2 separate regions of the Mus musculus genome follow, and region 1 is linked to region 2. A link is a contact called in ENCODE Hi-C or POLR2A ChIA-PET data. All regions are on one chromosome and are shown on one strand. Each heading gives the region's core, a stretch centred on a gene start or an enhancer-like site at or near the end of the contact. The rest is flanking DNA. Distances are from core to core; before and after follow the strand shown. Region 1 holds the start of Shc1 (src homology 2 domain-containing transforming protein C1). Region 2 overlaps Dcst2 (DC-STAMP domain containing 2).

Region 1 (7,018 bases), core at 2,748-5,247, 44 kb after region 2:
CACGGCCACAGTCTTCATGCCACTCCAAGTCCTGTAAAAGCCTATCTAAAACAAGGCTGACAACTACTCATCTTTTTTATAAACTAAAAACCACCAACACTGAGGCTCTCTTAGAACCGTCCTTTCATCAAGAGCATGAAACTTTCAGTTCTGCACGGGCTACCTTCTTTCTCCCAGCAGACTTTGAGATTTCAGTAACGCGAGCAGTTCCTATTAGGGAAATCGCCACAACAAAGTTGCTTTAGTGATGTGAATTCCCAGAGGTAAAACTGATCAGAGCTACAAGACGCTTCAATTTAACAGCCGGCCAACTCTAAGTTCCCTTTCATTGTTTTACATCCTCCGTCCACCTTTTGCGCATGTGCTTTGCTGCTGTACCCAATCCCACCCCCACCCCACTCCCCGGTAATTCCTTGCGCACGCGCCCGTTCTACACTGTCCCCCGCCCCCATCCCCCGCCTCCCACTCCGGCCTAGGTAACTAACTCCTCGCGTGCTCTCTTTTGTCTGTAGTCCCCGCGCCGGCACTAACCGGTATTCGAACTCCTCGTCGTCGTATTTGTCCGAATAGTAGATTTGTTTGTGGGACATGATTGCTCTGTCCGAGGGCGCTCAGCCCCGCGCCGCAGGCCTCCAGACAACTCCCAGCAGCACGCGCTCCCACCCTCTTTGGCCTCGCTTTCAAACACACCGCCCGCACTTCCTATTGGTCTCTGCGGCCGAAGGCGGGACAGCTCCATTTTGAAGTCCTCGATTGGCTTGCTTTGGCGTCTCTTCAAGTCGTAAATGGAGTGCTGTGCTCAGGTTTCTGAAGAATGAGCTGGGTCAAACTAGGATTCTCATTGGCTCTCACTGCGCCCCTTGAGCCTGCTGGCGCAGCCATTGGCCAACTTTGGAAAGCAGACGGGTAAAGGAGGGACAGCGAGGTAGGGGGTCAGGGGTTAGTGAGGCCGGAAGTGAGTGTAATAAAGTTTGTCTGGGGAGGCCCAGGCTGGGGTGAAAGTTGGGGCGGTGACTTAAGCAGACAGTTGCGTGATCCGGAACCAGATCGGCCCGCGGTGCGGTGCGGAGACTCCATGAGACCCTGGTAAGTCTAGACTTTCTTTCTGTGGCGACCAACTCCTCTTCCACCCCGGAACCCCTCTCCCAGGACCCTACTTCCGGTCTTGCTGTATAAGTCCCGCCCCCGAGACCCCTCTCCGGAAGTCCCACCTTCCTACTTCAAGGGGCTCCCTGAACCCCGACTTGTCTCTTATGATCGCGACCACACCCTGTGGTCTTACTTTCCTGGGAATCGCACCCCCAGACGTGTTTCCCAGCACCATATGATTAGTCTTCCTTGTTCTCTCTCTGAGTCTGCCTCTTCAGGATTCTCGGTTGAACCCAGTCTATCCATTGCCTGGCTTCCAAAAGAGGGAAAACCGTGCTTTTGAAAGACCGATGTGACTTTGTAGAAGTGACGCCTCTTTGGGACCCCGCCCCTTTGGGACCCGCCCCTTCCACTGTCCACGTCCGATCCTGGGAATGTGCCGTACTCCCTGTTTAGGGACCTTGTCCCCTCAGGATTCTCCTTCCTCTTGGGCTTGGGTCAGTGCCGCAAAACCCAGGTCTTAAATGCCTGACGTTTCATCCGCTTCTATATCCCTCTCCTTGTTTTAAGCTTTGGGCTTAATTCTCCTGAGCTCTGGTGCTCCATAAGGTGGGGGGTTGAAATTTGTGGTTGTAAGGAGTGAGCTTATTAGCAGCGTCGCCCCTCTCCCCTCTTCGCCCACCCCCGTAACCTTCGAGAGTGAATTAAGTCGAAGGGACTGAATTTCGTTTACAGCTGGAGAGTGGATGAAGGAAAGGAGACTCTTGACTCCTTTGAGACCCCATCCCAAAGACAGCCATAGATGGCACCTTCCCATGCCTGGATTGGACTAAGCATTGGTTTGTGTGAGCCTAACGGGAGTCAAAGTTTTCCTGCTGTCAAAAGAAAAACTGTTTTGGAGACAGGAGTAGAGGTTCTCGTCCTTTCCGCTGTTTTTACAAGACCCCTCCCCCTATCCAGATATTCTAGTTTGGCATTCATCCTGGCCCCACTTGCCTAACCTTCCCTGCTGGAAACATTCCTGAGGCTTTCGCCATTTCCTGCTATTTCCTGCCCCTCCAGCTTCCTCCCTGCTGTGCCGAGGTGTTTAACGCGGCTTTTCTCCTGCCCTTACTACCTAGCCTTGGGTGCAGGAGGCAATCTCTAAGCAAACTTAAAGGCTCGTGTTGACTTTTTCTTCCAAATGCGGGCACCTCTTGCTCATCCCTGGCCTTCCGATATGAAAGCTCCCAGGAAGAGCCATCTCTCAAGATGACACCATGGTGTGTTTGTGTGATTGGGAGTGTAAGAGCTGAGGTCTTAGCAAACAGAATGACAGAATTTCTTTTCAGGAAGAGATGTGGTATTCAGTAACAGCTTTCCTGGGATGGGGACTAAGCACAGGGGAGAGAATGAAGGGTGGTATTTAAACTGCTTTAAGTGCTGCTGAAGAGGTCTGAAGGTAGACACTTTGAGCAACCTCCGCAGCCACAGCAGCGGTTAGGCAAGTGGAGGCAAACCCCGGTGATTGGTTCTCTGTAAGTTCCAGGCCATCCTGGTCAGCCTGGTCTACAAAGCAAGTTCCAGGGCAGTCAGTGTTGTTACATAGACAAACCCTATCTTGAAAAAACAAATAAGCAAAAAGTATCTTTTATTTCTTGTATTTGGTTTTTTTTTTTTTTTTTTTTTGGTTTTCGAGACAGGGTTTCTCTGTATAGCCCTGGCTGTCCTGGAACTCACTTTGTAGACCAGGCTGGCCTCGAACTCAGAAATCCACCTGCCTCTGCTGGGATTAAAAGGGTGCACCACCACACCCAGCTACTTTTTTTTTTTTTTTTTTAAGGGAATAAAGCGATAGTTTATTCTGGAGCTATTTTGATTGGTCACTTTCTTTAAGTTCCTGAATGGCCTTAAGCAGAGCTGTGGCAGGAAACTGTGGGCAAAGAAATATGGGTTTGGTATTATTATGCACTTATGGCCAGACTCCAACTTCTAATATCCCTTTCTCCTTCCTGTCTTTATTAACACAGATTTGTTTATGACCCTATTATCCCTTTGTGGCTTGTAGGCACCAGTTCTGTTTCTTTCCCCTACCTCCAAGGCCAACTCCTCCACTAGCCTGAGGTACACTGTCAGGTGGTTTACTGCCTGTAAGGAGTAACAATATATCTGTAGGTCCGAGGGGTGGCTGCATGTCTCTGTACCCTCTGGGGAAGCCCTACTCCCACCCCCCAAGTCTGTTGGTCCTTGGTGACTTGTAGAAACAGGCTTGCTCTAGCTCTTGTCTGGTAGCCCCCTGATGTACCACCAATAAATTGGCCTTTATTCCCATTTTAGCTTGTCTTTCCTCTTGGCTTTGCACTATATCCACTGGGACTTACTTTCTCTCCCTGGTTCTCTACTGTGGTCCACAGCTGTTGTGGTGGAGGATGCTAATGGCCCAGGTTCCCTGGAGCTACCACCTCACTCACTGTATGGTGGGGATGGGAGTGGTCTGGGCTGTCTGGGCTAGGGGGCTAGTCACGTCTTCAGCCAGGACTGGAAAGGAAATGCTAAACTCTGGGGGACATCTCCCCCCTTCCCCTCCCCGCCCAGCAGCTTCTGTTTCCTCTCTATCCCTTCCTGTCTTCCTGCTCTCTTTGGCTTGCCCACGTCGGTTTGGATTGGTCCAGAGTTTCTCTTAACTCCTTCCTTTCTTTTTTCTCTTTTGCTTATTTTTCCATCTTTTTTTCGCGCCGGGCACCTCCTCCTTCCCAGACAGTTGTTTGTATTGGGCTGGGAGAGTGGCCTGGCTTGCACAAATTGTGTGGGGAGGTGTCTCAGCCCCTCTGAGCCTGTGAGTCAGCACTGTCCTGGGGATTGGTCTCTCTCCTTAGTTCCCCGCCTCTGGGGAGGAGCCAGTAAGCTCTGGGTCCAGCCTGTACTCCTCAGCCAGTAGAGGTTTCCTAGCTGGGCTGTGCAAGGATGTGCTCTCAAACTGTCTAGGTCTGAGTTGGGAGAGCAGAGGTCACTTGTCCTTCGCCTCCCCAGGTCATCTGTTATCACCGGGCTGCCGAGGTCAGACTAGGCTAAGGGCCTGGGGATGCCCCCTGCCTGGCCCCCTTGCCTGAATTGGCAGGGGGGCCGGGCTGGGCAGCAGCCCCTCTTCTCACCCCAGCCATGGATCTTCTACCCCCCAAGCCGAAGTACAACCCACTTCGGAATGAGTCTCTGTCATCGCTGGAGGAGGGGGCTTCGGGGTCTACCCCTCCGGAGGAGCTACCTTCCCCATCAGCTTCATCCCTGGGACCCATTCTGCCTCCTCTGCCGGGGGACGATAGTCCGACTACCCTGTGTTCCTTCTTTCCCCGGATGAGCAACCTGAAGCTGGCCAATCCTGCTGGGGGGCGCCTGGGGCCTAAAGGGGAGCCAGGAAAGGCTGCTGAAGATGGGGAAGGGAGTGCAGGGGCAGCCCTTCGGGACTCAGGCCTCTTGCCCCTCCTCCAGGACATGAACAAGCTGAGTGGAGGCGGCGGGCGCAGGACTCGGGTAGAAGGGGGCCAGCTGGGGGGCGAGGAGTGGACCAGACACGGGAGCTTTGTCAATAAGCCCACACGAGGCTGGCTGCATCCCAACGACAAAGTCATGGGACCTGGGGTTTCCTACTTGGTTCGGGTGAGTGCATACCCCCCTCCCACTCCCTCCCGTCCAGTTCCTCTGCTCACTCCAGATTTGCCAGGGACTCCCTGCTCTTCCCCCAGCAACATCTGTGCCATTCTCTCAGTTCTTAGACCTGGTGCATTCCTTCTTCAGGTCTCTGCCCTTAATTTAGCCTGTGAATCTTCTGCCTTTCCTCCTTTGGTCCCAACCCCCCCCCCCACCCCCCCAGTTCACACAGTGCCCAAGCACATCTGAGGCTTTCTGTAAAAGTTGAATGAAAATGACTTCTTGATTATTCCCTCTAGACTCCTCCCTTTTCCAGAGATGTCACTCCATCCCACTCAATGTTTGCTACTCCTCTCGCAGTCCCCCCATGGTGCACGAAGTTCCTCTTTTGTGGTCTTTCTTCCCTTTTTCCCCTTTGCCATACACCTATGAAGTGGAAGCCCCAGGCAGTAGGAAGGCTACTTCAATCTACTTTCCTTAGGAAGTAAGGACTATATAAGGCAAAGCCCTAGAACCTTCTGCAAAGGGCTTGCAAGTGTGGGGTGGGGGATGGGGTCAGCTGATCCATTCTTCCCTCCTTCCCCTACAGTACATGGGCTGTGTGGAGGTCTTACAGTCAATGCGAGCCCTTGACTTCAATACCCGGACTCAGGTCACCAGGTTAGTGGGAAGGCGGGTATATTGCTGTAGTCTTAAGATTACTGAAGTTACAGAAGTCTCAGTAAGGGGGAGGAGGAAGTTGGGCATTTGATGGTGTTTCTGATGGTGACTTCTCATGGGCGGTGAGAGAATTGAAAGTCACAGAAGTAAGTCTGACTAAAAAGAGCCAGCTCTGGTCTGGAGCACACCTTCCCTTTCTATCCAGCCTTGGAGATTGCGGGAAGATGAGCTAGAAAAGGCAGGGGTAGGAGGTTGCTGATGCTTTGGGGAAGGGAATGGAACATTCGGTGGCTGGGAAGAGGTGGGGCTATAGCCATTGAAGCCCTAACCCAATCAGCCAGGAAGCGGCCCCTCGGTGTCATCAAATATTAAAGGCCCTTAATTCAATCCACCACGACAAAGAGCCTGGAGTGCTCTGGGAGTCTGGCCTGGTCTTCCCTTCCCCCAGCTCTGTGGCGGCCCCAGCCAGGGGGGCAGCCCATGGTGGGTCTGAGTACTCCTGTTTCTCCAGGGAGGCCATCAGTTTGGTGTGTGAAGCTGTGCCTGGTGCCAAAGGGGCGACAAGGAGGAGAAAGGTATATGTGGTGGTTGGGGCTGGGTATTGGAGGCAGGGGGAAGGCACTTCAGGACATAGCGGATGGGACAGGTGTTTCCTCAGGCTGGGAAAGCTCAGATTCTGAGACTCTGGGCCCTTTCTTAGCCTTGTAGCCGCCCACTCAGCTCCATCCTGGGGAGGAGTAACCTGAAGTTTGCTGGAATGCCAATCACTCTCACTGTGTCTACCAGCAGCCTTAACCTCATGGCAGCCGACTGCAAACAGGTAGGTAGGGCTGCTGAAAGGGACCAGAGATAGTTATGGGAGCATCAAATGGGAATCAGAGACCAAAAGCTCGGAGCTCTCAGGAACAACTGGACAGTAGAGGAGGAAGAAATTAGAAAGGTTAAGGATAGTGACACCCTTATCCCAGCACTCAGGAGGCCGAGGCAGGTGAATGCCTTTGAGTTCCAGTCAGGGCTACACAGTGAGACCTTGCACCTCACCCCACCAAAAGAAGAAAGAAATCAGGAGAACACTGGGTAAAAGACCAAGAGAATGAGCCTGGGGCTCCAAGGTTCTGCACTGGGGTGGGCCACAAGCCCTGAGGCTGCCTGACATTTACCATCCCCTCCTTCTCCATCCCCACCCTCATCAGATCATTGCCAACCATCACATGCAATCTATCTCTTTCGCGTCCGGTGGGGATCCGGTGAGTTGGGGACCAGAGGAAAGACTGGGGTGGGGAAGAAGAGACATGGGGCTAGAAAGATGCTTGCTAGAGGCTGAGTGTGGTGGCACACACTGATCCCAGCACTCACGGGACAGGTGACTCTCTTGAGTTCCAGGACAGCCAGGGCCATGCAGAGAAATCCTTGAAAAACCAAAAGAGGGAGGGAGAGAGAAGATACTGGCTAAAGAAGTAGGGTGCAAGGGTTGTGAAATGTCTGAAAGGGACAGAGTCTTAGTGGATCAGGAGTTGTAAACTCTAGCTAACTGGTCTCCTGAATCTACCCTCTCCAGGACACAGCTGAGTATGTTGCCTATGTTGCCAAAGACCCTGTGAATCAGAGAGGTGAGGCTTGCGGGCAGCACTGGGTGGGGCCAGTT
Region 2 (6,789 bases), core at 1,621-4,120:
CAAACCAGATCATTTTGGCAAGACCAGAAAAGATAAAAGGAAGGAAAGAGGCTAAAGAGGCAGCTGTGAGGTAAGAGCACTTGATAGCCAGACAGTGGTGGCACACGCCTTTAATCCCAGCATTTGATTTAGGGGTAAGAGGCAGGTGGATAGATATCCAGGCCAGCCTGGTCTACAGAGTTGAGTTCCAGGACAGCCAGATATACACAGAGAAACCCTGTCTCAAAAAAAACAAACAAAACAAAACCACTTGGGCTACTTTCAGGCTCAGTTCCCAGCGCCCACATTGCAGCTAACTAGTATCTCTAATTCCAGGGGATCCAACACCTTCCTCTGGACTTTGTGGCCACTGGACATGCATACAGAACTCACACATATAAACAAGCAAAGCATTCATAAAGATAATGAATATTCAAGGACAGAGATGGCATCATGGCTAATCTTGCTATTCTTCCGAAGAATCCGTCCTAGCGCTCATGTTAAGGGGTGAGGGACTCATGAGCTGCAGGCGGGATCTTGTGTGACTTCTGAACAAGCACCCACACGTGTGGCAGATACTGACATAGACATCCACATACAATTAAAAGCCTTAAAGTAAGGAGAAATGGGAAATTGAATCTATTACTGGGAGCTACTGGAATAGGCTAAGGAGGCGGAAAGAGGGGGACAGGGGCAGAACCTGAGGCAAGAGGCTCAAGAGAGCAGGAGAGCTTAGCCCATGAAAGGCAAACCATGAGCAAGCTGGGACCAACAATCCATCCAGAGCCGGGGGACCAGACAACTGGTATGTATGGCTTGTGGGAACATTTTTCATGGTTTCAGGATGGCTAAAACTAGATCACAAAGCACCTGACAAAGACTCAGAAATAGAGAATGTGGCTTCTAAAGAGGAAGATGATTTAGGATTCCTTTAATATAACATTTGCAATTAAAAAGAGGGCTTAATTACTTTATTTATTGAGGCAGGGTTTTACTATATAGCCTCTGGCTGGCCCAACATAGTTATATATACCAGGATGGCCTTGAATTCATAGAGATCTGCCTGCTTTTGGCTCCCTATTCTTTTTGTTTTGTTTTGTTTGTTTTTTGAGACAGGGTTTCTCTGTATAGCCCTGGCTGTCCTGGAACTCACTCTGTAGACCAGGCTGGCCTCGAACTCAGAAATCCTTCTGCCTCTGCCTCCCAAGTGCTGGGATTAAAGGTGTGTGCCACCACCGCACAGCCTCCCTATTCATACTATGTGGTCCATGCTGGCCTTGAACTTGTAACCCTTCTACCTCAGTCTCCATAGAATGAAAGTTATGATGTGCTACCATGCTTGGCTCTAAAAAAAGGAAGCCTGATGATAAAGAATTGGCTTCACATACAAGGTACACGGCACCAACAGGTGTTTCTGCATCCCAGTACATTTAGGAGATGGAAAAGAGCATTGAAGTCTATGAATGCAGTGTAGTAGCAGAGTGCTTGTGAGAGCACAAGCTCAACCTCCAGCCCTGGACTAAGGTACCAGAGGAAGAGCTGGGCCAGGCAATGGTGCATGAGGTAGCCAGAGGGGCTGCTCTGAGACTGAAGAGTGGAGACCCTTCTAAACAGACTGCAGACTGCTCCAGCCTCAATTTCTCTAGGGAGTAGGAGGCAAGGACACCTGCTGAGACCCGAGAGGTGTCTGGGAGTGACATAGTTTTCAGAGTGGGTGGTAGAGAATGAAATGTCTGCTGTGAGGAAGAGTGCAAAGAAACTGGCCCTGGGAGGCTGAGGGACTTCCAGGTAGAGTTAAGGGGCAGGTGATAGTGAAGCCTTTGTTCTTAGTCAGAGGAGGTTTTTTTTTTTTTTTTTGCCTTTGGTGACAGGGCCTCAATATTGTAGGCCAGGTTGGTTTGAAATGTATAGTGACTGTCCTCTCTCAGCTTTTGGAAGGCTGATCCCATTGTTTTCCTCTTGTAAATATGGTAGCCACGAGTTTGAGAGTTGAAGTCTTTTTCTGGGTCGGTAGGAGAGAAGAACGGATGAGTAATTTCGGGAACAGAGACAATCGCCTTTGAGCAGTCGGGGCAATTTGCTGATACCCTGGCTGGGTTGGAGAGAGGTATTCCAGTTGCCAGGTCCTCAGAGCACTAGGTGGTAGTGCACGCCTTTAATCCCAGCACTTGGGAGGCAGAGGCAGGCGGATCTGTGAGTTTGAGACCAGTCTGGTCTACAGGGACAGGGCTACACAGAGAAACCCCGTCTCAACAAAACAGAGACAGAGTTATAAAAACAAAGAAGAGAGGAAAGGAAGAACTGGGATGGATGCCAGAAGGGCGGCAGTTAGGGCCCGAGCTGGGACGGTGGCAGAGGTTACCCACCAGTGACTTTGAGTTTACTGGTCCTTCCTCTCCTCCCAGGAACCAGGACAGAAAGCAGTGACTTCAGAGGAAGCGTCCACAGCATCTCCCAGAAGCTCATCTGGCTTTGTGGGCCTCCCCTTTCTCCCAGAACCCCAGGCACCACTTCGGAAATCCCTGTCCCCAAACAAGACCCCTCCCCAGCCTCAGACCCTCCCGACCCCTCCCACTGCCGCCCCCCTCCCCCAATAAAGGAACCAAAAGTGGACACAAATATGAATCTTAAATTATTATTATTTCTTCCTGTCACTTACACCCGAGGCAGGGGCAGGGGTAGATGAAGGGAATGGGGGAGGGGAATGCGTTCCCCCACTAAGGCACTGAGTGGGGAAGCCACAAGGAGAGAGAGTGGAGGCCACTGTCTCCACTCTCTGGGACTAAGCCCCAGGTTTCTCCAGCCCTGGGCTCCCCTATCACCTGAAATGCTAAGATGAGGCCCAGGGTACCTGACCTCCCTCCTAATATATTACATCATCACTTTTTAAATAGATACAGGGACTGGTCCCGCCACCCCTCCCTGTGTGGCCCTTCCCCACTGTTGGGGGTACCTGGGCAGCTGTGCAAATGGGCATGGAGGTGCATGGGGAGAGGAGAGCACCGGGCCCCTGAACCTGCCCCTTTCCAGGAGGGGGAAGGGCCACTAGGCCAAAGGGGTAAATAGTGCAAGGCAGAGCCCAGGCCGCAATGGGGGTCCAGCACCCAGCGAGGAAGGGGTGGGGTGAAGACTCTTCCCCACCCCAGGAAAACTGATAGTTAAAAATGTGAAATTGGATTTCAACAAGACCATCAGAAGAGGCTATGTACAGAACGGGGGTGGACTCAGTCCTAAGAGTGCCAGGCAAGGTCTGAGGAAAGGTTCCCTTACCTCTGGGTCTGCTCCGCAGCTCACTTTTCCCAGGGGCAAGTGAGTTGCCTTGCCTAGCCACCATGTTGGCAAGGGGGCACCCGTTCACAGGCCTAGATGGCTGGGTGTGACCCTAGCTCATGAAAAGTGGTCGCTGGGGGGTGGGGTTGGGGGGTAGCGCTCGCCCTTACAGGGCATGGCCACCAGATGGCGCTAGCTTGTCCGCTCCCTACAAGGCTACCTCAACCCCTCACCCCATCCCACACCCAGCGCCCGCCAGCCCGGGGGCGGCGTGAGTCAGGGGCAGCAAGCAGCAGAGGCGGCTCCCGCTTGCACCTGGGCGGGGAGGTAGGGAGGAGAAGAGGGTAAGACGCCCGGCCCGCCCTGCCCTCTGGCCCCAGGGAGGGAGCGCCAGGAACAAGACATTCCCTGCCCCGGGACGCGGGAGGGAAGAGGTGGAGAGCTCCCTTAGCTGGGCGGAGACCTTCTGCTACCCCCAGGGGCGGGCGAGCCAATCAGGCCACCCTGCCCTCCTCTTCTCCAGGACCCCATGACTCAGCGTTGGAACTGGGTGGAGGGGGACTGGGATGGCTCCGTCCTTACAGGCCCAGTCCCCACCGCCGCCACCCCAGTCTTTCAAGCCTCTACCTTGTTTCCCCCCTCTTACCCTTCCTTTGCCACCCCCCTTTGCATAATTTACGGCCAGGAAAAAGGAACAGAAACCAGGAAGGAGGGGTCTCGGAAGGGAGGGGCAGTCCACCCCTTCACAGCCAAAACCCAGGGGGCATGGGAGTAGAGCAAGGATTTGGTCCTAAGCCCCAGCCTCCTAGAAACCCGCATAGCCGAAGTGGGACCCCACAAATCAGAGATAGATTATTGCTTCAATTCCCCAGTAGTGGCTGGGGACAGGGACCCACCTTTATTGTGTGTGTATATATATGTGTGTGTGTGCAGAGAGTGTGTGTAACACACACACGCGCGTGCACACACACACACATATATATATACACACACAGACAGACAAACAGACATATATTTCATGTTTAACTCCTTGGGTGATCACCCCAATCTAGAGAGCTTGTGCCCCAAAACCTCAGCTTGTAATTGGAATGAAGGCTCTGGGGGGAAGAGGCGTTCGATTCTGATACCAACAAGGTTCAGCACCCCCGACCCCGATACCACTTGTTTTATGTGCTCCCCGTTGCTTGGCGTGGTGTCCCAGGCTGTTCCAGCCTGCCCATTCATCCCTCTTTTAAGAGGACTCCATGGCACCTTCGGCCTGTGGTGTGGTGGGTGTCCCTTCCTCTTCCTCCTCCTCAGGGGGCCCTTGTGTAGTGACTGGGGGTCCCGTGGTGGCCGACTGCTCCCAGAATCGAGCCAGAGAGAGGTGGAAGGTGTCCAGGTGGCCATTGGAAAGGTCGAGGCCAGCAGGGGATGAGGTGGTGGTCGAGGGCGGTGGGTAGTGAGGGGCTGCCACGTCATCCTTGCGGCGCCTTCGGGTGCGCACCTCCAGGCAGTTCTGACCCTTGAGATGGCGCTGCAGGTGGTCCTCCTTGGCGAAGGCCTTGTGGCACAGGTGGCACTCATAGGGCCGGTCCCCGGTGTGCAGGTGCATGTGGTTCTTGAGGTCGTAGCTATGCAGGAAGCGGGCTGGGCAGTGGGGGCACGAGTAGGGGCGTTCTCCTGTGTGCTTCCGCATGTGGATCTTCAGCTTGTCATTCCTAGTACGAGCAGGGGAAAGGGCAGACACTCAGGATTCAGGATAGGATCCCCAGGGCATTTTAGCCACGCCCCCGGGCCTTGACCCACCCTTGTTCCTCACTGCGGTTTCCCCATTGCTGCCCCAGGAGACCCTTTTTGATTAGCCCTTAGCTCAATGGGCCCTGGCACTATGAGCTCCTCTGCTTCCAGTTCAATCTTCTTGGGAACTAGCCCACTCCCGAGCATGCCCTTGTTTGCCTCTTTTGGCCTCCCACCTCATTCTAGGAACCCACCAGAGAGCTGGCCCCCACACCAATCATTGTACAGCCACCCTCAGCCCATTCTGGGCTGTCCCCACCTGGTGCTCACCTGGTGAAGCGGACGCCGCAGACCTCACAGGCAAAGGGCTTCTCACCAGTGTGGGTCCTCATGTGCCGAGGCAGTTTGCCTGCCCCGTGGATTATCTTGTGACAGACTGGGCACTCTTGGGGCATCTGTGAACGGCGTTTACGCACCAGCTTGTCTTGGCCATCCAGGCCTGGTGTCAGGGCGTCCTGGTGCAGCGAACTTAGGTAAGCCATCAGGTCGGGGTCGATGGGATCTTCATCTGAGCCCAGCTCCTCTGGTGATAGCGAGGGCTCATTACTCTGGGCTAGCCCGTAGCCTGGGGGGTATGCCATCTCCTCCTCTTCTTCCTCACCTTCAAAGACTTCATAGTTCAGGGGCCCCTCGGCAGGTGAGGCGGCACCTGTAGGAGGACTATAGCTATCTCCGAGCCCACTGCCCCCACTGTTACCCAATCTACCAACCATCTCTTCTTCTTCGTAGGTCAAGGGATGGGTGAGTACTGTGGGTGCCTCAGGGACCAGATGGTTTGCTCGGGCCCCTTTGGTTTGAAGAAAAGCTTTCCGGGGTTTGCGGCTGCGACGGGCAACAGGTCGAGGTGGCGGTGGCGGCGGCGGTAGGAGGGGCACCTGTGGAGGGCTGTCTTCACCGTTGGGCATTCCTGAGGTTGAGGCTGTGGTGGTGGCAGTGGCAAAAGCCTCCAGGTACTGTCGGGCTCGCTCACAGTCATCCTCATCGGGGCTGGGGGCTTCCAGCCCACTGCCTTGTAGAATCTCCATGCAAGCAGCGATGACACACGGGATTTCCAGTAGCCGAGCAGCTTGGAGTACAGCCGGCATATTGGCGCTGCTGGTGGTCAGTGTGGCTGTGTAAGCAAACTCGAGCAGGGCACCTAGGGCCTCTGGCCCTACAAAGTCCAGCTCACACACACCGGCCCCTGCTCCCCCAGAAGCCGTCCCACCACCCCCTGTTCCCATCACGGTTCCCCCTCCTCCCTCCGTAAAGAGCTTCTTGAAGTAGTGGCTACAGGCAGCCAGCACAGCCCTGTGGGTGCGGTACTCAAGACCCTGCGTCCTGATGGTGAGGTCGCACAGATGGCCCAGCTGGCGCTGCTCGTTCAGGCAGCTCAGGAGCTCGCTGCTGTGGTCTGGGAATGGGATTCCAATCAGGTCATCCTCGGGGCTCCCCATCTTCTCCTGCAGGGTCAAGTAGAGGGTGAGGTTAAGAGAGATGGCACTGACTGCTCTTCCAGAGGCCCTGAGTTCAATTCCCAGCAACCACATGGTGGCTCACAACCATCTGTAATGGGGTCTGGTGCCCTCTTCTGGTGTGTCTGACGAGACCAATGGTGATGTACTCATATATGTAAATTAAATAAATCTTTAAAAGAGCGCGAGTGCTTATTCTGGCCCATACCCTCCCAAACCACCTTTCATGTCATGCACAAGGGAACTGCGGTTCAGACAGACGAAGCAACTGGCTTTCCGGGTGCAGTGCCAAGTGAATAGGGTCACT

What was found. A loop is a pair of places that touch in the nucleus more often than their neighbours do. ChIA-PET counts read pairs that join two places held with the same protein, here RNA polymerase II (POLR2A).
Region 1: POLR2A ChIA-PET joins it to region 2 with 12 read pairs in embryonic stem cell. The contact joins the promoter of Shc1 here to the enhancer-like site in region 2. A Hi-C loop is called at or near these places in 1 of 37 maps with a recorded cell type or tissue (heart). POLR2A ChIA-PET finds 5 or more read pairs at or near these places in 4 of 5 experiments (Patski and embryonic stem cell).

Annotation. Positions count from the first base shown.
Region 1 is chr3:89,417,624-89,424,641 of GRCm38, forward strand. It overlaps Shc1 (src homology 2 domain-containing transforming protein C1), which reads left to right and starts at 3,998. Exons shown (of 12, transcript NM_001113331.2): 1 at 3,998-4,722; 2 at 5,303-5,373; 3 at 5,885-5,948; 4 at 6,074-6,193; 5 at 6,567-6,620; 6 at 6,932-6,983. The coding sequence starts at 4,228. It overlaps Cks1b (CDC28 protein kinase 1b), which reads right to left and starts at 668. Exons shown (of 3, transcript NM_016904.1): 1 at 532-668. The coding sequence starts at 590.
Region 2 is chr3:89,375,046-89,381,834 of GRCm38, forward strand. Dcst2 (DC-STAMP domain containing 2) reads left to right here. Exons shown (of 15, transcript NM_001370853.1): 15 at 2,385-2,598. The coding sequence ends at 2,406. It overlaps Zbtb7b (zinc finger and BTB domain containing 7B), which reads right to left. Exons shown (of 3, transcript NM_009565.5): 2 at 5,299-6,470; 3 at 2,599-4,949. The coding sequence starts at 6,464. The coding sequence ends at 4,481. Among named protein-coding and RNA genes, the nearest start is that of Dcst2, 13 kb to the left of the region's middle. Within about 2 kb of position 2,871, at least 1 of the 3 ENCODE cell types and tissues checked has a DNase peak (open chromatin) inside an H3K27ac peak, as active enhancers do; it is heart, where a contact is called at or near this core.